5 separate regions of the Mus musculus genome follow, and all the other regions are linked to region 1. The links are chromatin loops, found by intact Hi-C in ENCODE. Cell type or tissue: left cerebral cortex. All regions are shown on one strand.

Region 1 (5,000 bases):
ACTGGCCTGCCTCTGCCTCTGCCTCTGGAGTGCTGGGATTAAAGGCATGTAACACCATGCCCCATTTTTGTTTCCTTTTGAGATAGAATCTTATGTATTGTAGACTGATACTGAATTAGCTATGTATGGAATTCTGAGCCTCCTGAATCTATCTCCCAAATGCTGGGATTATAGGCACATGCCACCATGTTTGGCAATCTCCCATTTCTTAGTCTTCAGTTCCTTTTCACTCATTGCAATCTGATCCTATTCTACTCTTTATGCCACTGCCCCGTCCACACACTTCACCTAAGATCCGATGGACTCTGGCTCTCATCTTTCACAGCCTTTGTTTATCTCTTTTCCTCCTTAAACATTCTAATTTACCTTCCACACCACTACTTTCACTTATTCTCTGAACTCCCCTCCCCACAAAACTGGAGTTTCGGCAACTATTTGAGTCTTGATTTCATCAGGGTGTTATCTTCACAGGCTGCAATCATATCTACTATATCTATGTGTTATACTCTAGGATTGACCCTCCCAGGCCCAAAACTCCTTTTCATTTCTATGGTCACATATCCAGCTGTTCACTGAAAACCACCACTTATCCACAGTGGCTCTAAATTCTGTATTTTAAGATGTAAAACTTAACTCCTGTCTCTCTGCATGCAACAACTATCACCCAAATACCCAGACTAAAAACCAGGGAGTTACTAAGCCGTTTCTTCTCCCAGTCACTATACACCTACATGTCTCTATCAACAATTACTAAGTATAAACTGCAAAGCATCTCTCTCTCTGACTTTACTGAACTCCTCAGATCCAGTAGAATTGGGGATATTATATTTTTTCCCAGTGATCAAATCTAATGGTTTGTTTCCTGATAATAGTAGCTCTAAGAATCTTCAGTGCCCATGGTATACAAGGCCTACCTTCCCCCTCAACCCCCTCTAAGTAGTTGCTCCTGATAGACAGTGCCTCATTCTCTTCTCCTTTATTCCTATTACTTGCAATGACTACTCCCTATGCTCCTGGTAAACAATGGCTAATCTTTAATAGCAAACCCTCCTCTGAGGAGTCTTTCTAAACCTCCCTAGCCCTTCCCTCCTCTGAACATCTCTTTGAAATGCTCTATGTTACTCTAAAGAGACCATATCTGAGTCAGGTGTAGCGGCATACATCTCAGCATGCAGGAGGCAGAGACGGGCAGATCCCTATAGGTTCCAAGCCTACCAGGGCTACCAAGAAACCACACTTGGTCTAGTTTACTCTATGTCTTTAAGGGTCTATTTTATTCTATTGCTCTACAAGAAAGAATCCTGTTTTATGAAACATGGCCCAGTGACTATTATATGATCAATAATCAATAAATCCATGCTACATAGTTATAATTTTTTATTAAAGGATTGCGTACACCAATACAAACAATTTGCTTTGTTGTCTTGCTTTTTGAGGCAAGGTTTCACTGGGTAACCCAGTACTGCAGCTTAGGTGGCAGAGTCCTTGCTTAGCACGCAGGAAGCCCTGGTTTTGATCTGCAGCATCAGATAAACTGGGTGTGGTAGCACACTCCAACAACCATGGATAATCCTGGCACTCAGGTGGAGGCAGGAAAACTAGAAGTTTAAGGTCATCCTCAGCTACACAGTAAGTTGGAGGCCAGATTAGGCTAATTCAGACCCTTCCTAAGAAGAGGAGAAAAGGCCTTAGGATGTGATGATTTGAAAGCTAAGTTTACATTACCCATATTTTTTGTTTGCTTAGCATAAAACTGAGTTCCATTGCTCAAATGCATCCTGACAGAGTATCTGCAATCACATTGAGCACATAACAGAAGGAGAACAAATGTACTGGGGATCAGTGCCACTGAGAGCATATTTTACTTTAATAAAAAGTAAAGAAGTTTGTAACTTGTAAAATGCTATCATAGATTTCAAGTAAAAATAAAAAGAACAATGCAAAGGTTACATAGGAATGAATGCTGCTTGACAAACATATCCAGGAGGACCTGCCTCTCACTCCTCCTCTATGTCACCTACTCCTGCTGGTGGTTGTTCCTGTTTGTTTTATTCTTGGTTTGGGTTTTCAAGGCAGGGTTTCTCTGTGTAGCCCTGGCTGTTCTGGAACTTGCTCTGTAGACCAGGCTGAAATCTAGAACTCAGAGATCTACCTGCCCCTGCCTCCTCTGCCTCTGCCTCCGGAGTGCTGGGATTAAAAGCATGTGCCACTACCACCTGGCCTTTTTTTTTAAGGTTAATTTTATTTTATGCACGAGCATTTTGCCTGCATATATGTATGTGCACCACATGCTTGATGGTGCCCAGTGTGGTCAGAAGAGAGCATTGGTTCCCCTGGAACCAGAGTTATGGACAGCTGTGAGCTCCATAACTCCTCTACAAGAATAAATGCTGAGCTACGGTCCGATCTCTCTGCTTCCTGTTTTAATACATACAGCCACTAGGTGGCAGGCACTCATAACAAGTTTTACCACTAATTTCAACACAAAACAAGGAAGCCCAGAAAATAAAGGCTGATTTAATTTGGGTTTTGTTATCAGAAAGCTAAAAGAAGCATCTCCGGCCATCGATTTCTTGTCTCCTTCCTGCTCCCAAGTAAGGGCTGAAGTCATCAAAGTTCAGCAAGACAATCATGCATGGCACATTTCCAGCCTGAGATTTGCAATATGCCAACGCTCCTTCACCAGCCACCATTTTCTGTGCACCCCCAAAAGGACAGAAAACAGGAAAGAACTTGAGTATTTCTAGCTCTCTTGGATAAATACTTTCATAATCTAAGCCTGTATTTAATAGATTTAATAATCAGATCGAACACACTTACTCTACTTTTGTTAACACTCCCACTTAATATCTGCTATGTTCTAATGAGGTCTTTTCTAGTCCCTGGTGTGGTCAAAGCTGAGGTTCAGTTATAACTTACACTCAGCAAGAAGATAAAGCTGATTACTGATTTGGTTTAAATTCCAAACTCAAGACCAGCTTGGATCTAGTTCAGGAAAAGCAGCTTTCTATAAGGACCACTCCTGCTTTGGGTGATAAGAATGTCAATTTGTAGCCAGGTGATAGTGGCAGCACCTTTAGTCCCAGCACTCAGGAGGCAGAGGCGGGTGGATCTCTGAGACTGAGGCTAGTCTGGTCTACATAAGGGAGTTCCAGGACAGCCAGGGCTACACAGAGAAGCCCTGTCTCAAGAGGGGAAAAAACAATGTCAACTTGTGTCTTTTCCCTGTGGATTCTATCTCTGGAGCAAAAGTGGATGATCAAGGACATGTGTATAATTTTTTTTCAAATATTTATTTTGTAATTATTTGTCTTCATCAGCCATATAAGTGTGGGTGTCCACAAAGGCCAGAGAGGGTATCAGATCCCCTTGAGCAAAGCTACAAGAGGCTGTGATCCACCTAATGTGGGTACTGGGAATCAAACTCCTATCCTCTATGAGAGAAACAAGTGTTCACAACCACTGAACTTTTTCTCCAGCCAAAAACAATGGGTTCTTTGTTTAAGGAAACACAACAGAGTGTGTGTGTGTGTGTGTGTGTGTGTGTGTGTGTGTGTGTGTGTGTGTAGCTGTATTATGGATTCTCAGAATCTGAACTTTGGTCCTCATGTTCATGTGGCAAGAGCTATATCAGGAACCACTGTAACTTCTGAGCCCCATAATGACATAAAACTTTACGTTACATCTTTAGATGTAAAATTCCAAATGACTGAAAAAAAAGACTTTAGTTGTGTATTAGCACCAGTTATAATGGAACAATGAAAGTTGGAGATGGAGGAAGACACAGGAAAACAAGAAAACCTCTGAAAAGTCATTCTCATATCCAGTGTCAGAAATAATTAGTTAAAGCATGGAAAAAAACAAAAACAGAAATAACCCAAAGTCAGGGACTATACAGATGGCCCAACAGTTAAGAGTACTTGCTGTTCTTGGAGAGGATGTGAGTTCAGTTCCCAGCACCTACACTAAAGCTCACAACTGCCTGCAATTTTAGTTCCAGGAGGTCTGAAACCTTCTGCTGTCATCCAAAGGCATTTTCATGCACATGTACAAACATATACATACATGAAATAAAAATACATACCCAGTTACATATGAAACTAATATGATACACACACGGGGTGGGGGGAGGGAAGGAGAGAGAAAGAGAGAGAGGAACTAAGAAAACAGAGAAGCCTATCTATGTAAACACATGATGTCATTCTTATAGGAACAGTTCAGCTTCTATAGAGAAGCAGATAACAAACACAGCATCATGCTCTGTAGCCATATGTCACTCTAAATTCTGTGCTTGAACAAAGAAAGCAGCTACATCCATACCCAAAACAGGCAAGGCTGTCTTTCAGTGAAACTTTTAAAACCTAAACTAAGAAAAAAGTTGTAGTTTTCCCAGTTCCTGGTGTAGAGATGGACCATAAAACTCCATCACTACTTCCTATATAAAAGTAATCACAATGCCTGCCAAATCCCCGAACAGTAATATTTAAAATCAATTTAACAAGTACCCTTTTACATTTTTTACCAAATTAAAGCAAAGTTGCAGACTGTAAAAACATTCAAGCATTTACATAATTAAAAACATGGGTGGCAAGGAGTTAAAGGTGCTAGCCACCAAGCCTGAAAACCTGTTCCATCTCCAGATCCCACACAGTGGAAGCAAACCGACTCATACACGTTATCTTCTCACTTCCACATATGTGGCATGGCATGCACACATGCATATGAAATACCTAAATAATAAACAAATAAACACATTATTTTTTAGAGAATTAAAAAGAAGCTGGAAATTATGATTTACCCATACAATTCCAGCAATTGGGAAACTGAGGCAGAACTGTTGCAAATTCAATGCCAGCTTGGACTGTGTAGTGAGTTCCAGGGTACCCTGGGTTACAGAGTAAGGGGAGAGGAGGGAGGGGGAAAGGAGGAGGAGGGTGAGAGAGAGTAGAAGAGAGGGAAGGGAAGGTAAAAGAAGGGGAGGGGACAGGGTCTCAAAATTA
Region 2 (5,000 bases), 180 kb after region 1:
GGTTTAGTCCCAGGGAGCTCTAGGGGTACTGGCTAGTTCATATTGCTGTTCCTCCTATAAGGCTGCAAACCCCTTCAGCTCCTTGGGTACTTTCTCTAGCTCCTTCATTGGGGACCTTGTGCTCAGTCCAATGGATGACTGTGAGCATCCTCTTCTGTATTTTCCAAGCACTGGCAGAGCCTCTCAGGAGACAGCTATATCAGGCTCCTGTCAGCAAGCTCTTGTTGGCATCTGCCATAGTGTCTGGGTTTGGTGGTTGTTTATGGGATAGATCCCCAAGTGGGGGAGTCTCTGGATGGTCCTTCCTTCAGTCTCTGCTCCAATACTAGTTTTATATCACACACACAAAAAAATACTGTTTTTTTAAAAGCTATTCAGAAATGTAAAAGACACCTAGGCCTAGACATATTTGCATAGTAGCAATTATGCAAATACCAAAAATGGTGGTATGCAATTAGCAAAGCTATGTGTATCAACACAGGTAAATCTTACAAGCCAAAGACTAAGGGGACTCACATTACAGAACAAGTATGAGGCCACTTATGTAAGGTTTTAAAATATGCACAAATTCTTTGCTACTGTGTATATTTAACATACAAACTACACGTAGAAAAACTCACATGGAAATGTTCCACACCAAACCCGTCAATCTGCGGACCACAGCAGCAGGTGACAAGAAAAGTGCCATGCTACCGGAGAAGGGGAAACTGAGGCACAGAGGTTAGGAGATAAGGGGCTTCCATCGGGTTGCTGAGAGGTTAAGTTGAATGTCAACTTATGGGAATCCATCCTCAGAATCTGGTACCACGTCTTAAGTATTTAATAATAAATAAAAGGAAATATATAGTTAATGTGAGGAAGAACGGGTTTTTGTGTTTATTAATTTGGGATGGATGCCTTGTGCTTCAGTGCCCTTGAGAAGGTCAGAGGACAACCTGCAGGGGGACCCTCCATCTCTCCTTCCATTGTGGTCCTAGGATTGAGCTCAGGTGGTCAGGCTCATCAGCCAGCATCTTTACCTGCTGAGCTATCTTGTCAACCCGAGAGACTGATTTGTAATTTATAAATCCAAGCCTATCCTGTCTCAAAAGAGAAAAAGAAAAATCTTTCCTGTTCAGTTATGGACCTGATACTAAAAGAAAAAGCTGTGTGCCGGGCGGTGGTGGCGCACGCCTTTAATCCTAGCACTTGGGAGGCAGAGGCAGGCGGATTTCTGAGTTCGAGGCCAGCCTGGTCTACAAAGGGAGTTCCAGGACAGCCAGGGCTACACAGAGAAACCCTGTCTCGAAAAACCAAAAAAAAAAAAAGAAAGAAAGAAAAGAAAAAGCAATTGTTTTATTTTTTAAAGTTGGACGGAACCTCAAGAGGACCTGCTGGGCACCCTCTTACAGTGAAGGGCTTCAAGCGACAAACTGGTTTAGATTGATTTTAACTTTTTATGTGTATGAGTGTTTTGCCTGCCTGTATGTCTGTGTGCACTGCATGTGTGCTTAGAAGAAACCACAGAGGTCAGAAGACTGCATGGGATGCCCTGGAGCTGGAGTTAACAGATAATTGTGAGACAGTCTGCTTGCTGGAAACCAAACTTGGATCCTCTGAAAAAGGTTTTTATTCACCAGCCTTGAGCTCTGCCTGCCCAACTGGCTCCTGCTCCAGATGTGACTTCGCAGTTTTGCCAGGGATGCAGATAGCCCAGGAACAGTGCCTCCCACCACCTGCTCAGAGGAGGTGCCAATGACGTGGGTGTTCCTGTGTGTGAAATCCAGCGAGATCCTCCCCCTTCCTTTGGCAAAAGCTCCCAAGATATCATTAGAGGAAGAAAGGGAAAAAGAAAAAACAAAAACAAAAAACAAGGTGCTCTGCCCCTCCTGGCTTCAGATGCAGTACCTGTTAAGACTGTTGTGGAGTTACATCTTTTTCATAGCTCTTTAACCATTTCCCGGTGGGTCAGTCATGTTTTCTGCTAAGACCCCACCACCAGCACAGAAAATTGCAACTTTTGAGCAGGCAGTGCCCTCTAGTGTTGTACTTTAATAATAAAAACTTAAATGCTACCCCCCCCCCCGCCTTTATCTAATATCAAAGCAAAGAGAAAGTCTGCCAAAATCAAATCACATCTTCCTAACCCATCCCCCACCCCCACCCCAGCTTCACAGAGCTGACATTTAGGACTTGATGATGCCACAGGCAGTCTTGTCCGTTGTGGGATGTTTAGCAGCAACTCTGGTATCTACCTCCCAGGTGCAGTGCCACTGAGGCCAGGTGTGACAACCAAAATATCAAGAGACATATCACTAACGGTCCCCAGGGAGTAAGTCACCCTGGGAAACCACTGGTTAGGAAGTGGCTTGCTCTTCTGGCCAAATATGAGTAGCAGAGATGGGGAAGGGGTGACTCATGTATGTTATGCAGATACATGGCTTCTTTTGTTTTTAAATTTTTTTATGTATATAGGTGTATGGCCTGCATGTGTGTCTGTGTACAAGAAGGGAGTGCTGAATCTTCTGAAAATGGAATTACAGCCGGCTGTGAGCTCTAGCACAGGTCCTAGAAACTGACCATGGATCCTCTGCAAGAGCCATCAAAGCTCTTAACCTTTGGGAGGAACATCTCTCCAGCACCGTCCACCTCTTCTTTTTTTTTAAAGCAGGGTCCCGTGTAGCTCAGGCTGGCCTCAGACTCACTATGTAGCCAAGGCTACCCTTAAATTCTTCATCTCCCTGTCTGCCTTCCTTTGCTGGGATTACAGGCTATGTGCCCTGTGCACATATGTAACGCTATTTTGTGCTCTGTCACTCAGTGGTGTGGTTGTACAGGTGCAAGCTCCTGTTCACAGGACCTTGAAATGGAGTCAGTTAGCCAGGCCAGCAGCTGTGATCACCCCCTGCCTCCACTTCGGAAGCTGTTGCTTTACTGGCTGTCTCTATTGGCCTTACCTCTCTCTCTCTCTCTAATTAAATGCAACTAGACAATCTTCTGAACACACTATAGAGCAAATCACAGTCTTTAGACTTTTATCTTTTAAAGGGCTGGTTTAGGACATACATTTAAAACTCAAACTTAGAAATGTGCGTGGCTTGGCTAGAGTAAAAAAAAAAAGAAGAAGGGGACTGGAAAGATGACTGTTTTTTTGGTTTTTTGGGGGTGTTTGTTTGTTTGTTTGTTTGTTTTTGTTTTGGCGGGGGGCATCTGAGACAAGGTTTCTTGTGTAGCTCTGGCTGTCCTGGAACTCACTCTGTAGACCAGGCTGGCCTTGAACTCGGAGATCTCCCTGCCTTTGCCTCCCAAGTGCTACTAGGATTAAAGGCATGCGCCACCACCACCCCACTGTGGCTAGGCTATTAAGAACACTGCGGCTGCTCTTACCGAGGACCTGGGTTTGACTGCCAGTAGCCACATAGTGGCTTACAACCATTTGTAACTCCAGTCCCTGGGGATCCAATGCCCTCTCCAGACAAACACGTAGGCAAAACACCCAAACACATTAAAAAGGAAAAATAAAAAAAATAAACAAAAATGAAATGTGGAAGGCCATGCTCTGACTGGAGACATCGGGACCTTTTCCCAGCTATGTTAAAGTCCAAGCTGGGCTGTCTTCTCTGTCTTCAATGAGGTGGCTGAGCAGCAGACGCCAACGTGCAGATCTTCATGAAGACCCCGACGGCCAAGACCATCACTCTTGAGGTCGAGCCCAGTGACGCCACCGAGAATGTCAAGGCCAAGATCCAAGACAAGGAAGGCATTCCACCTGACCTGCAGGGGCTGATAACAGCTAGAGGATGGTCGCACCCTGTCCAACTTCCAGAAACCTTCCAGAACCTTGCACCTGATGCTGCGCCTGTGCGGTGGCATCATTTAGCTGTCCATCAGCTTGCCCAGAAGTACAAAAAAGACAAGATGATCTGCAATAGGTGCTATGCATGCCTGTACCTCCCACCCCCAGTCAACTGCCGCAAGAAGTATGGCCATACCAACAACCTGAGCCCCAAGAGAAGGTCAAATAAAGCTGGAGCCTGTTCCAGGCCAGTGACCTGGACTAAATAAAGTCCCCTTCCATTGACTGGAGCAGTAAAAAAATAAAATAAAATAAAAGTCGAAGCTGCTGGCCTGTGATGGTGCACACCTTTAATCCCGGGCTTCCAGCAGGTGGAGCTATGTAAACGCAAGGCCAGCCTGGTCTACCTAGCAAGTTTCAGGGAGGGCTACACAGAGAAACCTTGTCTCTCAATCCAAAACAGAACAATTTATTGTTCAACTTATTCTTAAATGTTATCATAAAACATCTGGAAGATGTCTTAAGCACATAACTAGAAATCAGCTGATATATTCATTGCTAATTCCATAGCACTTTTCCTTTGGTCTCTCTCTTAAGGAACAGTCTCCCAGACCCTGTGTTACCATACTGGACTGAAAGGATTGCAGGTGGGGTTAAGGAGCTCAAGGTGGGCTAAGTCTGGGGCCAATGCCGTCACAGGTCTCTTTTTGAGAGACAGAGGGAGACAGGAAGTCAGGGCAGAAAAGGAAACAAGGGGATGGAGCCAAGGCCAGAGGGGTAAGATGGCTACTTTCAAAGAGGACGGGGTCAGGGGTCAGGGGCTCAGGGGTCAGTCCTCTTAGAAATGTGAGCTGTGCCTAGAAAAGGCAGGGAAAGGTTCACTCCTAAACCCTCCAGAAGCAATACAACCCTGCAGGCATCTGCCATTTAGGAGTCTAATGCCCATTTCAAAACAGTCTTGACTCCAAAACTGTAAAACTGATCCATGTTTTTGTAAAGGATGTTTGTGGGAATCTGTTCCGGCAACAGTGGGGGGTGGCTTTAGGGGCAGCTGGGCATGTGTTCAGCACCTTATCCTGTTAGAATTTCTGCATTTGAACAATGCATGTTGTAAAACTCCGTGTGTAGAGCTGGAGAGAGGCTTTTTGTCTGCTCATCCAGAGGACCAGAATTCAGTTCCCAGCATCCACAAGGCAGCTCACAGCCATCTTTAGCTCCGGTTCCA
Region 3 (5,000 bases), 58 kb after region 1:
TGCCAACATTGTAGCAAGAAGTTGATCCCAATGAAACGGTGGCTGACAGTGAAGAAAATTAGAGAAAATCCTTTTATCTGGTAAGTTTTCTGAAAGCAGAATTGAGAAGTACTCGTTTCAAATGCATAAGGGCCAAGGTGTGAATACTTACCATTCCTATACGAAAGGCATTCTGGAAACTCTTGCCACAAAACTGTGGCAAATACGTGAGATGACCTGGATGTTATCCATTTGATTCAATCTTTCTGCACTGCATGCATATCAAGATATCACGCGGTTGCCCATAGATACATACATTTACTATCTGTCAGCTAAAAAAAGGTTAAAGGTGCAGTGATGTAATACGGCATCGACTTTTCCTGGTTCCTCTCACACGTGTTGATGCGTGTTGACAGAATGTGACTACTTCAGCAGAGCAGAGGGTGGTTTCCTCCGTCTCTGTGATGGGCCAGCTCATGGTGATGCTAAGGATGGGTAGACAGTTATTTCTCCCTGGATTGCCAGAACTCACCACACGGGGCAGAGGTTGAGCATCCTATCCCATGAGTTAAGCCTAGTCCCTGCTTCACTTCTCTGAGAAGCTACGCACTACAAACTCCAGGTCTTCTCCCAATAGAGCCAGTTTGACTTTTATTGTTTTTTTCCTGAGGCCAAAACAAAACACAAAACAAAGCAAGCCACAGCAACCATTTCTCCTGGCAGGAGTGTGACCCTGTTTACAGGCTCTGCGTTCTAGGGAATAAAGGAGCCCACAGGCTTAGGAGGGGACATGATCGTAAGTAGGAAGAGGACAGTTAAGAGGATAAAGGGTTTAGAGTGAGGTGATAAAGACGGGGACCAGATGGCCTGGAGAAGGCTAAACAAGGGGGAACGCCGGCCTCAGCCCTCAGTGCCCCCAAAGACTACAGACATGGTTCTTGTTCATCTAGTTGAGCTTAGGATGTGACCAGAATTATAAACATAATTATACAGGTTTGAGAGGAAAAGCCTCGCAGAAACAACCATAGAAACAAACCTAGGAATAGAAGCCTGAGAGGCTGGCTCGGTGGTTAAGAACACTTGTTGCTCTTCTAGAGTGTTAGGGTCCAAAGGTTGCCAGAGAATGATACCCCAGACTCAAATAGTGAACAGAAGCAAAGAGAGTTTATTCAGCGGAATTTTCTGCATGCAGGGGTCTGCCCATTCGGCAATGGAGAACCCCCTAGTGGGCTCTCAGGCCCAGCTTTTATTGTCAGGGAAATCCAGGGAGGGCTGTGTGCCCTTTTACCTTGATTGGCTAGCTCTATCTCTAGGGGTCTGACTAATTTTATAGTTGGTTAGGGGGTCACTTATTCATCTACCTACCTATTCTTACTTCAGGCCAGGTGACATGGTGTCCTTGGATTGACTGCCCTCGGCTGTGATTGGCTGAACACAGATTCCAAGCTCCCAGTTCTCATTTCTAGGAAACAGAAATTTAGGCCTTAGTCTCTCAAACTGCCAGTTTCCAGCGTGTCATGAAGTCAGTCTGGCTCTGGCTAACTCAGTCCTCTCAAGAATACTGGAATTCAATTCTCAGCTCCCACATGGTGATTTAAAATGGTTTGTAACACAGATCCAGGAGGTTCAGACGCCCTCTTCTGGCCTGTGTAAGCATTTCATACTTGTGGTTGGTGCACCTACATATATGCACACATACATACATACATACATACATACATGTAAAACTATAAATTTTTAAACAGAAATAGATGTCAGCAGCTACCAGTTGTGTTATCAACAGAGGATGCTACAGGCCATGTGAAAAGATGAGTTTTCTTTCACTTCACCTCACCCACAGTTCTTCACTTAGACCCAGGTCTTCAAAGATGTTTTATAAACCCCACAGTTAAATTAAAGAAATCAAAACACTGGACAGATCGCAGAAAAGACTGCAACCCAAAACAAAGACATTCCCAGAATTCCCTGCAGCATTTCATCAAGGTTTGTTTTGTTTGTTTGTTTGTTTTGGTTTTGGTTTTTTTGTTTGGTGTCTGTTTGTTTTTATATAGTCTCCTTTTGCCTTTGTGGGCTTTACTGCTTGAGTTCCTCCTGTGAATAAAGCCATAAAGTATTTGTCATTTCTGTGGCTGTATTACTTCACTTCGCATAATGCCCTGAAGTGTTAGGCCAGTGGCTACATCCTCCCTCCTTAAGGCTGAATAGCAACAACTATAGGTATATGGAGACAATGTGCACACTCTGCCGGTGCACACTCTGTTCTGTGACTTAGAGTTGCATATTAATAACCTCCACACATCAGCCATTTCTGTAACATTAGCTAAACGGTTGCATTGATGGTAAGTTGGGAAGCTTAGCTCTGTTCTGTCTCATGAATATGCAGAAAAAGAACAAGGGAGAAAGTTCACTCTTTAAAGTGCTTGCTACACAAACATGAAGACCCAAGTTTGCTTCCACGTACAAAGGCTGGACATGGTGGAGCTCACGTAAAATCCTAGAGATGGGGTGACAGAGAGATAGGAAGATCTCTAGGGCATGTGCTCAATGAGCATAGATAAAGCATCAGACTCCAAACCAATGAGAGACCCTATCTATGGCTCAACTGTTAAGAGCATTTGCTGTTCCTACAGAGGATTGGGGCTCAAGTCCTAGCACACATATGACAGCTTACAATTCTCTATAGCTCAAGTTTCAGAGGATCTGATGCCCTCTTCTGGTGCTCATGGTACATACATGCAAGCAAAATACTCAGCACATATAATGAAGAGTTTTTAAAAATGAGACAAAAAAAAATCCCACACAAATAAGGTAGACAGTTGTTCTCAAGAACAACACTTTAAGGTTGACCTCTTCTAAATACATATACAAATACTCAACACTTACACGAAGATACCAGAAATATTTACTTCTGCAGATGATTAGAACATTGTTATGAGTTTAATAAAAAGCTTTTTTTTTTTTTTTTTTTTTTTTTGGTTTTTTGGTTTTTTGAGACAGGCTTTCTCTGTGTAGCACTGGCTGTCCTGAAACTCACTCTATAGTCCAGGCTGGCCTCGAATACTAAAAAGCTTTTAATGGGTTTTTATTAAAGCCCTAGGGTTGCTTCCCAGGCATAGAGCACTTGCCTTACATGCACAAGGCTCTGGATGCCATGCTCAGCAACAGCCACCACCACTATAAAAGAAGATAAGGAAGAGGAGGAGACCCATAACCCGTAACAATCTCCTACATCTATCTGCTTCTGCCTTGACACTCACATTCCCCATGTCTGTTTTTTAGCATCAGATCCCACAGTCAAAGTGTTAGTGCACTGGCCTCCTTTTTGGGTGGCACATACCAATGTCTGCAGACTGACCACCGTCCTCAGATTAGTCAGGTTACCAGTTAAGTGGTAATGCCTCATACCAACTTTCCTAAAGTGACCTGGGTAGTAGTTGTTGAAGTTGATCCTCTGGTAGAGCGCGCAACCAGCATTACCCAGCCTCCTGGAAGCATCCAGTATTCACCCAGGCTGCCCTGGCCATAGATTATGTGACCTTGAAGTTTCCAGATCTTCTTCAGTCTGGTTGAAATGGGGTCACCTAAAGCAAAGAGTGACTCCCTGCTTGTGGCAGTTGCTGGATAGCAAAACAGTTTGGGGCAGGCAAAATGGCTCAGGGGTAACTACAGCCCAGCGAACCCAATAACCTGAGTTCAATCTTCAGGACCTATATGATAGGAAAGGAGGACTGACTGACTGACTCCTAAAAGCGGCCTTTTGAATACCCGAAAGCACACACACACACACACACACACACGCACGCACGCACAATCAATATATCAATGCAATGTAATAATAAAAATGTTGGTCCCAAATTCATGCACATTCAGGCACACTAAATATACTTAGTGAGAGAGAGGGAGAGAAAGAGGGAAACAGAGAGAGAGAGAGAGAACATGAAGGTGGAAGGGAAAAGTGGTAGCAGATAGGAGAGGAACTGAACAGGCAGGAAAAGGGAATAGATTTGATCCAAACATTATGGATGCATACATACATACATACATACATACATATAAATATTTAAAATGTTACAAATATTTTTATCTCCTTGGTATGTCAGTCTTCTCTGATGGGCTTTGATTCCTTGCTCATCTGTGTTCCTTTTCATGTAGTGCATTATGTCATTTTCAAATAGACATGTTTGTTTCTCATGTGTACACTTCTTACACTGTCACATTGCCTCCTGAGCGTGGGGATCAAGGCATGTGCCACCGTGCCTGTGGATTGTGGATTTTTTTGGAGACAGGTTCTTAGGTTGCCTGGCCTTCAACTTGCCACTAAATGGATATTATTAGTAGTAGTAGTCATAATTATTATCCTGAATGCCTGATCTAGAGTTTCCTGCTCTCACCTGTAAAAGGCACAGGCGCTCACAGATACGCATTGGAAAAACCAAGAACTTCACTCACACAGGGTTGTCTCCTCAATGGAGGAGATATGTACCTGGTTTCCACTCGGAAGGCTGAGAGTGGATGTTGTTAATGACCTGGTGACCTTTGTGTAGGGCCAGGCCCCACCCCAATCTCCCAGAATGTTTATCCCAGACTCTTCCTCCCTAGACATTTATCTTTAGTTTTGCTTCTTGGCCAATAGGACCCATCCTTGGGGGAGATGTCACATGTACTTTATAGCCTGGAGACTTCTACACTATCTTGGTTAGAGACCACACTAAATCCTAGGCCCTTAAACTGTAGAACCCATCTGCATGGTTAGAGGCCACATGTACTTTGCAAAAGAGTTTCAAGATATTCACCCTTTAAGCTTTAGTATGCACATGGGAAGGAATAATTATTACCAGAAAACTGTTTTCCAAAATTGTACTGTACTTAAAGATGTCTAAAAAAAACCGCCCAGTGTCAGACTCCAGAAGTTTGAGCCAACACCAGATGACTAAGTCATACTGAGCGGACTTTCCTTCTTGCTCATGCCTCATGCAGTCAGTGTCCCTGCTGGCCATGTCCCTGCTGGCCATGATGCTTGC
Region 4 (5,000 bases), 82 kb after region 1:
CCCGTATCTCTGGGGCGGAGAGTGTTGCCCCGGGGCCCCTATTCTGTTCTCAGCTTCTCTGCCATATCCAGCATGGGATGCCGGAGACTGAGAACCTGGTACGGGGCCTGCCCCTTGTCCACCCTCCGCCGTGTGGGGTCAGTGGCTTCACACAGCCAGATGCCCACCCGGGCTGTGTGGAAAGCATCCAGCAGTGCTCCCGTGTCTGCCTGCCCAGAGCACAGGAACTCTGGTCAGACACGGGCTCTCTTACTACCCCCTCTTTCCCCTACACCTATGCCCCGCATTGGAGTACAGAATTTAGCATTACAATGCATAGTGTAGCCCTCAACACACGCACACACACATCCCAAACTTTAAGACAAATAATAAACAGTAGCAGAGGCCCACTGAGATAAATCACTCCTAAAGCACATACAGACATTAACAGTAGAATGTACTGTTTTCCCCCCCACTCCCCGCCCACCCCTCTACCCCCCACCCACCCGTTCCCCGTTCCCAGCTCGACCTTCCTTTCACTCTATAAATGTGAGTGTTCTCCAAAGCAGAGAACTGGGCTTGTGTCATCAGGGAATTAAAAAATCTGGTTTCCCAATAGCATTCATACGCTCAGGCATGGTGAACTTGAATGTTGCTATGTACTTTCCACAATAACTGAAAACTTAAAATGAAAGAAACTCAGAAAATGTATTTGTACATTTTGTGCAATTTGTGGTAACAGAGGAAACTGCTATTTGCATTAAAAATTTTCAGATAGTACCAGGAATTATGTTATTCATCTTCAGGTTTAAAATCCAGTTTCATCCCTTAGAAGAAGTAAGCTTAACTATAACTATCTAACCACCTATTCTCAATTTTTTTTTTTTTGAGACAGGGTTTCTCTGTATAGCCCTGGCTGTCCTGGAACTCACTTTGTAGATCAGGCTGGCCTCGAACTCAGAAATCCACCTCCCTCTGCCTCCCAAGTGCTGGGATTAAAGGCGTGCGCCACCACACCCGGCCACCTATTCTCATTTTTAATATACCATTTTTATTAATGCTTTGAAAATTTCATACAATATATTTTGATCATATTCTCCCAGTTCCCCTGTTTTTTATTTTTAAAAAGACAATACTATGTATTTCAAAGTGATGTATATGCAATAAATACATACAACTTTGTCAATTAAAAATAAATAAAGTCAGGCGGCAGCACTCCGGAGACAGAGGTAGGTGAATCTCTGCGAGTTCAAGGCCAGCCTGGTCTACAGAGCAAGTTACAGGACAGCCAGGGCTACACAGAGAGACCCTGTATTGAAAAACCAAAAATAAATAAATAAATATTTATAAAAACAAAAGGGAGGCTGTGTATAGTGGGGCACATCTTCAATATACCAGCATTAAGAAGGCAGAGACAGGTAGATGTTTGTGAGTTCAAGGCCAGCTTGGTCTACATAAGAAGTTCCAGTCTAGCCCCGGCTACATAGTGAGACTGTCTCCAACATAAAAAGAGGAGAAGGGAGATGAACAAAGTACCATTTACATCACTGAGTTGTTCTAAGAAGCAGAAATAGCAGCCACTTAGAAAAGAGCCCAAGATTGGTGTCATCTTGTTTTATTTCTATTGCTGTGATTAAACACCATGACCAAAGGGAAAGGGCTTGTTTTATTTTACAGCTCCATCGTTAAGGGACAGCAGTGCAGGAACTCAACGCAGGAACCTGGAGGCAGAAACGGAGGCAAAGGCCATTGAGGAAAGTTGGTTACTGACTTACTCCCCCAGCTCACTCCACTGCTTTTCTATACAACCTAGGACCACCTGCAAAGGGGATGGCCCCGCCCACAGTGGACCGAGCTCTCCTACCTCAATCATCAATCAAGAGCAAGCCCCACAGACTGCCTATAAGCCAATGTGATAGAAACAGTTTCTAGATTGAGAGTCCCTCTTCCCACACCACTCTAGTTTGTGTTGAGTTAATAAAAAACACAACAGATCACCCTGAGAGGTAGGCACTGGCAGCAAAAGCAGACATTCTACCAGACTCCAGCATGCTGAATCTCAGATGGGACCTCACACTTACCAGACCCTCCCAACTAGTATACTTCTTGATTAGGTAGAATCTCATAGAACTTATTTTTATTTAACCTTTAGAAATGATATATACATACACATATATAGTGACAAATGCAATAAAAGAACAACAACAAAAGCAGTGGAATTCAAAGCTCCAAATAGATGACAGATGAGCGGGACAGAGTGGTTTCACATGATAATCCCATCTCAGACTGAGGCCATTAGATCATTTGAACTCAGTAGTTGAAGTCCAGGTGGAACAATATAGTAAAGGCTGAGAGCAAGAGTGAGACAAGAAACAGATTATACTACAAGCTTTACGTAATGTATTCTAGCTAAAACAATGCCTTTCCCTCATTCGTGTGAGCACTGGTCACAGGACAGCTCCCAGTTTTAGAAGCCCATGTTTTCCCTAGAACCTTCTTGACAGTCCAAGGGCGCCCTCTGTCTGAATACTAAATATCCAAAGCTAACGAGAATTGATGCTCTCTCAATTACACACACGCGCGCGCGCGCGCGCGCGCACAGACACACACACACACACACACACACACACACACACACACTTTATTTATTGGGGATGTGGGTGTGAGTATTTTTGCATTTGTGCCATCACACACACGTAGACCTTAAAGGAATTGGTTCTCACCTACCGTGTGGGACCCTGGGATTGAACTCAGGTCATCATTCTTGGCAGCAAGACCTTCACTAGAGGAGCCATCTCACCAGCCCTCACGGAAACTCTTACTAAACAGTTTCTGGAATCAGTCCTATCTTTAATCGCTGCCAGAGGATGTTGGAAAAAAAAATGCAGTGCGTCATTTGTTTATTACAAGCCCCTCCCCCAACAATGAAATCAACATCCCCGCTGTTTATCTGGGGATTTGGAGAGAAGTTTTATATTTTCCTCAGAATGTATTCCATATTATCCAATAAAATTATCGGCATGAGCCGCCCAGCTAATCACACTGATCTCTGTCTGTCCTGCCTGTGTAAAACGATACTCTGTTTCACATGCCACTGAAGCCGGTGTCCAGTAATGAGTTTCACGGATATCAAATATTTATTGGCTATTTTTTCAGGGCAGGACACAGTTCTAAGCGAAAAGTATGGAAAAAAACCCTTTTTCTATCCTTAAAGAAATGATGTCGTGTGTAAAATAGGAAGTGTAAAAGGAGACAACACAAAGAAACAGGCAGTAAGTCACCCACTGACAGAGTAGCTTCTTGCAGTTTTCGGATTTCTTCTACTTCAGGGAAGGTAATTCGACCTCTCCCAGCCTCAGAGGATCTGCATCCACCTCACAAAAAGCTTGCAAAGGGTGAAATCTTCCTAAAGATCCCAAGGCAGGCCAGGCTCTGGGTGGTGCATGCTTTTAGCTCCACACTTGGGAGGCAAAGACAGCAGATCTCTGAGTTCGAGGCCAGCAGGACTACATAGAGAAAGTCTGCCTTGAAGAATAATACAGAGCAAACAAAGTTTCCAAGGCAGCTGTTCTTGATTTGTTTTGTTTGTTTGTTTGCTTTGGGTTTTTTTGCTTTTTGTGTAACCCTGACTGTCCTGGAACTCACTCTGTAGATCAGGCTGCCCTCAGATTCTCAGAGATCTATCTGCCTCTGCCTTCTGAGTGCAGGGATTAAAGGTGTGCACCACCACTCAGTTCGTTAATGGTGATTATTATGAAGGAAATATCAGATAATAATATCTGAGAGTAAAGACATTTCATTTGCTTAAGTATAAGTAAAATATTTTGCATCTTAATTTTACAATATGAAATATTTTTCCTCGTAAAGAAAACCTGATTGTCATCAAATGATTGATAAAATCACTAATGTGCCATCCTAAAGAAGTTATTATCAACATAAAAATAATATAGTCTAGACTCTTTTACATCTAATAAGATTTAAGGAGCTATAAGACTATGAATTTTCTGACATGTCATATGGCTTGCCAATTTTTGTGATGCATTGTATAAAATACTAAAAATATTTTAGCCATATTTATGGTCATCTACAAATCTAATACTATGAGCAGCCCAAGGAAAAAAAAATCATATTTATAAAAGAGATCTCAGAAGTAATATAATTTCATTATATATAATAATATATATAAGAAATAAGAACTTACAGTTTGAAACGCTCAAAGAATAAATAAGATATATTTAAAAAGATGGAACTTGTTTTACAGGCCTTAACATTGGAACATATTTAAAAACTTGTCTTGTGAGGGCCTGGAAAGATGACTCAGCTGTTTAGAGTACCAACTTCTCTTCTTGGATTCCTGGTACCCATGTAGCAGCTCAAAACCAAACCCATGACTGTAACTCCAGTCCCAGCAGACCTGACACCCTCTTCTGGCCTCCATGGACACGAGACACGAAAGTGGCTCAAGACATGCATGCAGTGAAAACACCCATTCTCATGAAATAAAAATTAAAAATTTATCTTATACACTTTATTAACTTTTCAGGGAAGCAAAATGCAACAATCACATTTTGTTTGCAAATAGTAAAACTAATCATGGCACAGAAGATAATTAAAGCTTGGCTAATGATTGTATTATTTAATTCTCCCACTAACCAAAGGAAGCTGTTATTTTTTCCGTTTACAGATGAGGAAACTGAAGAACTGAGAGGCTGTGTAACTTGTCAAATCCACACAGCTGGTAGGCAGCAGATTTAATCTAGGTTGCCTGATTCTAGAGTCTTCATTTTTGTCTTATTTTGAGACAGGGTCTTGGTATCTATATACCAAGTAGATCAGGCTGGGAGATTTGCCTGCCTCTGCTTCCCAAGTGCTGGGATTGAAGGTGTGCTCCACCACGCCTGGCTAGAATCATTTCTTTTACAGAGAATATATATTCAGTACTATATAAAGACCATCTGCATGGTCTTTAACCATAAATACATCTCTTGCTTATGATTTCAAAAACTGTATCTTTTTTTCTC
Region 5 (5,000 bases), 67 kb after region 1:
GAGGGAAGGAGGGAGGGAAAGAGAAAAGGGAGGAAGAGGAAAATATTGTGTGAAGGTATATAACAATAAACATAAAAGTCAAAATTCAAGCCCAAATTAAAATTAAAGCACATATCTAGGTACCTCTAATAATTCTCTTTTGTTTAGCACTTTTATTTAATGCTTTGGTTTTTTGAGTATTTTGTCTGCCTGTATGTATGTGCATAACATGTGTGCCCGGTGCTCATGGAGCCCAGGAGAAGGCATTGGATCGCTTGGTACTGACGTAGATGGTTGTGAGCAGCTATGTGGGTGGAGACCCAAACCTGGGCCCTCTGTGAGAGCAGCAAAGTTTTAAGTTTAACAGCTGAGCCCTCCCTCCAGTGCCTTGCTTAGCACTTTTAGTTTGTTGTAAAGGCATCCATATAGAATGGCCCTAACAAGGGTGTGGCTACAGCGAAAAGGCACTGTAACCAATTCATAGCTTAGGCCAGGACAACAGCGCTCACCAGAGAATGTGCAAAAAACAAAGGACCCAGGACCCATTGTGTTCTCCCGAGGTCGGAACCAGCACCCTATCGCTCTCAGAACTTAAAATCGCTCCCGTAAGCACTTTCAGCTAGATGTAGATGAAAGTACTATAGATTTTCCGCTTGCTTAGGCTTCTCTGGCTGCAGCAGGAATGCCAATGACAGAGCCGTGACGGGCCCTCTGGCCAACTCCAGCACAGCCTCATTCAGCAAGTTTGTCCTTTTTCTGCTGTTGCTCCCAGCTGACAGAGCTACTTTTAAAAAGGAAGTCATTTCTGCAAACCCATTTGAAGCAAGCTCATTCCTCTCTGGTGGTTGGCAGATAAGACTCTGGCAGAATAATCTAGAAATCTCTCTTCCAGCGCTAAAATAGAAGTGCTTGAGTTTTTAGTTGCTTTTTGCGTTGTTGTGCTGGTAAAGTATAAATATATTAGCAGGCCTTGGTTTATCCAAAATAACATACTTTGGATGTTGCAGTTTTTAATTTTATAATTAATAATGGATTTTTAAGATGTCAGCGCACTTTGCAGCACTGAAATTCATTGCATGATTAATTTAAGCAGCTTTCTTCATACATCACCCTCTTAATAGCCATCTAGTACTTAAAGACTTTCTGATGAACAACATAAGCTAAGTGTAAGAAGACAGTAAGCACTTGAATCCGACTAAGGGGCAGAGGGCGAGTACAGGATGGGGGTCATGGATACCCCAGCAAAGTAAGGACATTTGGAACACTTAGTGTCCTCTAGCATTGAACTATCAGTCTTTAGAAAAGAGAAAAAAACAGTTTGACACCCCATCTTGAGAGTGCTCATCAGCACATGTCTCTGTGAGCCTCCTCCTGTAGGTTACATCTTTTTTTGTTTTTGTTTTTTTGCTTTTAGATTTTTTTTTTTTTTGAGCACATGGAAGAGTGTTTTTGTCTGCAAGGACATGTGTGCCTCACATTGCTTGGTACCTAGAGAGGCCTGAGCAGGGTGTCAGGGGAGGGGACCTGGAATTAGAGGTGGTTGATTGCCACCATGTGAATGCTAGGAACCAAACCAGGTCCTCTAGATGAGTCAGTGCTCTTGACTGCTGAGCTAGCTCTCAAGCCCCCATGAATCTCTGTTTCAACACAGGATACCTTACCATGAAGATTCTGGCCTCAACATACTGTTGGTTTTATCATCATCATCATCATGGAGATATGAAAGATTAAAATGCAGAAAAATTGCTAACTATAAAAAAATGGGACAGTCATTGACATCCATAGCTGACAGTTGTAATAACACCCTTCTCTTCCTGTGACTGAAATGGTCTCTGCTTTGTCTCCTTCGAGCAGCCTCCACAGAACTGCTGGCCAATAGCGATAACAGCAGGCACTCTTGTTGCCTGGCCTTCTGATGTCTCAAAATCAAATATAGCGTTTATGCTTGTCTTATTCAGGGTCTCTATTCCTGCACAAACATCATGACCAAGAAGCAAGTTGGGGAGGAAAGGGTTTATTCGGCTTATACTTCCATGCTGCTGTTCATCACCAAAGGAAGTCAGGACTGGAACTCAAGCAGGTCAGGAAGCAGGAGCTGATGCAGAGGCCATGGAGGGATGTTCTTTACTGGCTTGCCTCTCCTGGCTTGCTCAGCCTGCTCTCTTATAGAACCCAAGACTGCCAGTCCAGAGATGGCACCACCCACAAGGGGACCTCCCCCTTGATCACTAATTGAGAAAATGCCTTACAGTTGGATCTCATGGAGGCATTTCCCCAACTGAAGCTCCTTTCTCTGTGGTAACTCCAGCTGTGTCAAGTTGACACAAAACTAGTCAGTACAATGCTTTTAATAAGAAGGGCTGGAGAAGTGTCTCAGAGGTTAGGAGTACATGCTATAATTCCAGAGCATCTGAGTTTCTTTCCCAGAACCCACCTCAAGCAGGTCACAACTGCCTGTAGCTTTAGCTGTAGGGGGATCCAGCACCATCTTCTGGCCTCTGTGGGTACTTGCGGGTGCATGCACACATACATACACAATTTAAAGGGAAGCTTTTGTTATTGTTTTGTGGGAGGAGGTTGTTGTTGTTTTGTGATTTGTTTGGGGCTTTTTGGGTTGGTTTGTTTGGGATGTTGTTGTTGTTGTTGTTGTTGTTGTTGTTGTTGTTGTTGTGTTTTGAGACAGGATGATCTCACTATGTATCCCTGGCTATCCTGGAAATAACTTCCTATATAGACCAGCCAGGCCTCAAACTCCTGGAGAGCCACCTGCCTCTGCCTTCCTCGTGTCGGGATCCAAAGTATGTACTACCATACCTGACAAGAAAAGTTTTGTATAAGTGGTTCAGTGAGATGAGGAGAGGGCCTTATTCTGCTACAGTAACTTTTATTGGGACAGAAGTTAAATTTCATCTTTTTAAAATTGCATTACAATATATTCTTGGTTTCTTTCTTTCTTTCTTTTTCTTTTTTTTTCCCCTCATTACAGTGAACATATTCTCCAATTTCAACTATACTTATAACCTGGGATTAACCCTGCTTGATTAATAACAATTAGTTCAAAAAAATATGTGCACCTGTCATGTGCCCGGCACTTTTCTTGATAGCTGTGATATATTAGGGAGCTGGTGATAGTTCAAAAGATAAGTTTGGGCCTGTTGTTCTTTTATCCATTGCAGAATATTAATCTTCATAAATGAAGTTGACTTGTTTTCTTTTCTTTGATACTATACCTGTATGCCTTCTTTTCAATGTTAGTTTAACTTAAATAGATACAAATGTTTAATTGCTTTCTATGCTATACACATGTATACATAGCAAATGAATTTATCTTTTTTGTTTTTCTTTTTTAAAAACAGATTTATTTACTTATTTCACGTATGTGAGTACACTGTCTCTGTCTTCAGACACACCAAAAGAAGGCATCGGATCCCCATTACAGATGGTTGTGAGCCACCATGTGGTTGCTGGAAATTGAACTCAGGACCTCTAGGAAGAGCAGCCAGTGCTCTTAACTGCTGAGCTATCTCTCCAGCCCTTGTTTTCCTTTTTTGGGATAGGGTCTCATGTAGCCCAAGCTAGCCTCCAGCACAACATCTGGCTACATTTAATCTGAACTCTCACTCTCCTGCCTCCACCCTCTAAGTGCTGGGTTGGAGGTTTGTGACACCACCCCTGTTCTATACAGTGCTAGGGCCCAACCCAGGGCTCCCTGCATGTAAAGTAGTACTCTACCACCTGAGCTGCAGTCCCAGAGAAACAGATCTTTTTCTTAGAGGTTTTCTATAATGTATCCATAAAGTCATTTAGACCTGGAACAATTCTCCTTGCTTTAATAAATAATACTAGTTATTATTGTTATAGTAGCAGCAGCAGCAGCAAACATTTAGCTGTGCTCCATGGCACATTCCTATAGTCATAGAACTTGGAAGGTAAAGGGAGGAGGACCAGAGACTCAAGGCCATCCACAGCTAAATAGTGAGCTGTATGAGACCTTTGCTTTTAAAAGGTTTAAAATAGGGGCTGGAGAGGGAGATTAGCTGTTATTTACTATTCTTTCAAAGGATTCGAGTTTAGTTCCCAGCACCCACGCCTGGAGGCTCAAAATTGCCTGTAACTCCAGCTCCAATGAAATTAACACCCTCTCCTGGACTCTGTACCCACCTGTTCACACACCACACTCACTCACACACACCCACAAAATTACACACACTCATATACACACACAAAATCACACACACACTCACACACACACACACCCTGGGTTTGAGTAGTGGGATTTTTGTTTGTTTGTTTGTTTTGTTTTGTTATTGTTTGATATTTTTGTTTTTGAGACTGAGTCAGGTTTGTATCCAAAGTTGGCCTCAAACTCAGCATCTCCCTGACTCAGACCTGCCCCTGCCCCTGCCCCCAGCACTGAAATCAGAAGGCTTGCACCACCCTTTCTTTTTCAGAGATGTTGGTGGGGTGCTTGCTTGCTGGCTTGCTTGGGTTTTTTCTTTGTGTGGTTGGTTTGGCTTTGGTTTTGCCCTGTTTGTTAGAGTGCATGTCTGTTTTATTGACTTTTTCCCACCTTTCAAGTTGGCAACATTTCTACTGTTGCACCGCCTTTGCTTCACTTTCGTTTAGTTATCTATTTTTATTACACTCACTTATTCTGTGCTGAAGGGGTATATCCACGCTGCAGCAAGCTTGTAGAGGTCAGAGGGCAACTTTTAGAAGTTGGTTTTCTCCTTCCACCAGGAGGATTCCAGGGATCAGAGTCAGGAGGTCAGACTTGGCAGAGAGCCCCTTTCCCTGCAGAGTCATCCAGCTGGACTTGTTTTGTTATTTGCTTGTTTTTTTTAACTTTTTATTGAGTCTTTGAATTTCACATGATGCCTCCCATACTCATCTCCCCTTCCTTCCATACCTGTCTTCTGTCCCTGCAACTTCTCCCCAAAAGAAAAAAAAAAAATCTCAATGTAGAAGCTGCAGTGGGTCACAGTGTGTCCCTCAGTATACCCTTTTGCCCACACAGTTTT

The links. A loop is a pair of places that touch in the nucleus more often than their neighbours do. Peaks named below come from ENCODE experiments on the same cell type or tissue, not always from the same donor. Only the 100,000 strongest peaks of a DNase experiment are listed, where the experiment ranks them.
Region 2: a loop joins it to region 1, with 2.3 times the contacts of the local background. A loop is called at or near these places in 23 of 42 quality-filtered maps.
Region 3: a loop joins it to region 1, with 3.0 times the contacts of the local background. A loop is called at or near these places in 29 of 42 quality-filtered maps.
Region 4: a loop joins it to region 1, with 6 times the contacts of the local background. A loop is called at or near these places in 18 of 42 quality-filtered maps.
Region 5: a loop joins it to region 1, with 3.0 times the contacts of the local background. A loop is called at or near these places in 31 of 42 quality-filtered maps.

What each region holds. Positions count from the first base shown.
Region 1 is chr3:96,145,590-96,150,589 of GRCm38, reverse strand. The region is part of intron 6 of Otud7b (OTU domain containing 7B); the gene reads right to left. Among named protein-coding and RNA genes, the nearest start is that of Mtmr11, 14 kb to the left of the region's middle. In left cerebral cortex, a CTCF peak has its summit at 2,435 (motif pointing right); a DNase peak (open chromatin) is centred at 2,441; H3K27ac peaks cover 548 bases.
Region 2 is chr3:95,963,025-95,968,024 of GRCm38, reverse strand. No RefSeq gene overlaps it. Among named protein-coding and RNA genes, the nearest start is that of Gm9054, 20 kb to the left of the region's middle. In left cerebral cortex, CTCF peaks have their summits at 1,990 (motif pointing left) and 4,122 (motif pointing right); DNase peaks (open chromatin) are centred at 206, 1,735 and 4,139; H3K4me3 peaks cover 218 bases; H3K27ac peaks cover 228 bases.
Region 3 is chr3:96,087,958-96,092,957 of GRCm38, reverse strand. No RefSeq gene overlaps it. Among named protein-coding and RNA genes, the nearest start is that of Gm30044, 14 kb to the left of the region's middle. In left cerebral cortex, CTCF peaks have their summits at 518 and 2,679 (motif pointing left); no DNase peak of the experiment used is centred here.
Region 4 is chr3:96,063,745-96,068,744 of GRCm38, reverse strand. No RefSeq gene overlaps it. Among named protein-coding and RNA genes, the nearest start is that of Vps45, 7.8 kb to the right of the region's middle. In left cerebral cortex, a CTCF peak has its summit at 2,474; DNase peaks (open chromatin) are centred at 2,491 and 2,762; H3K4me3 peaks cover 575 bases; H3K27ac peaks cover 539 bases.
Region 5 is chr3:96,078,670-96,083,669 of GRCm38, reverse strand. No RefSeq gene overlaps it. Among named protein-coding and RNA genes, the nearest start is that of Vps45, 23 kb to the right of the region's middle. In left cerebral cortex, a CTCF peak has its summit at 2,479 (motif pointing left); a DNase peak (open chromatin) is centred at 2,464.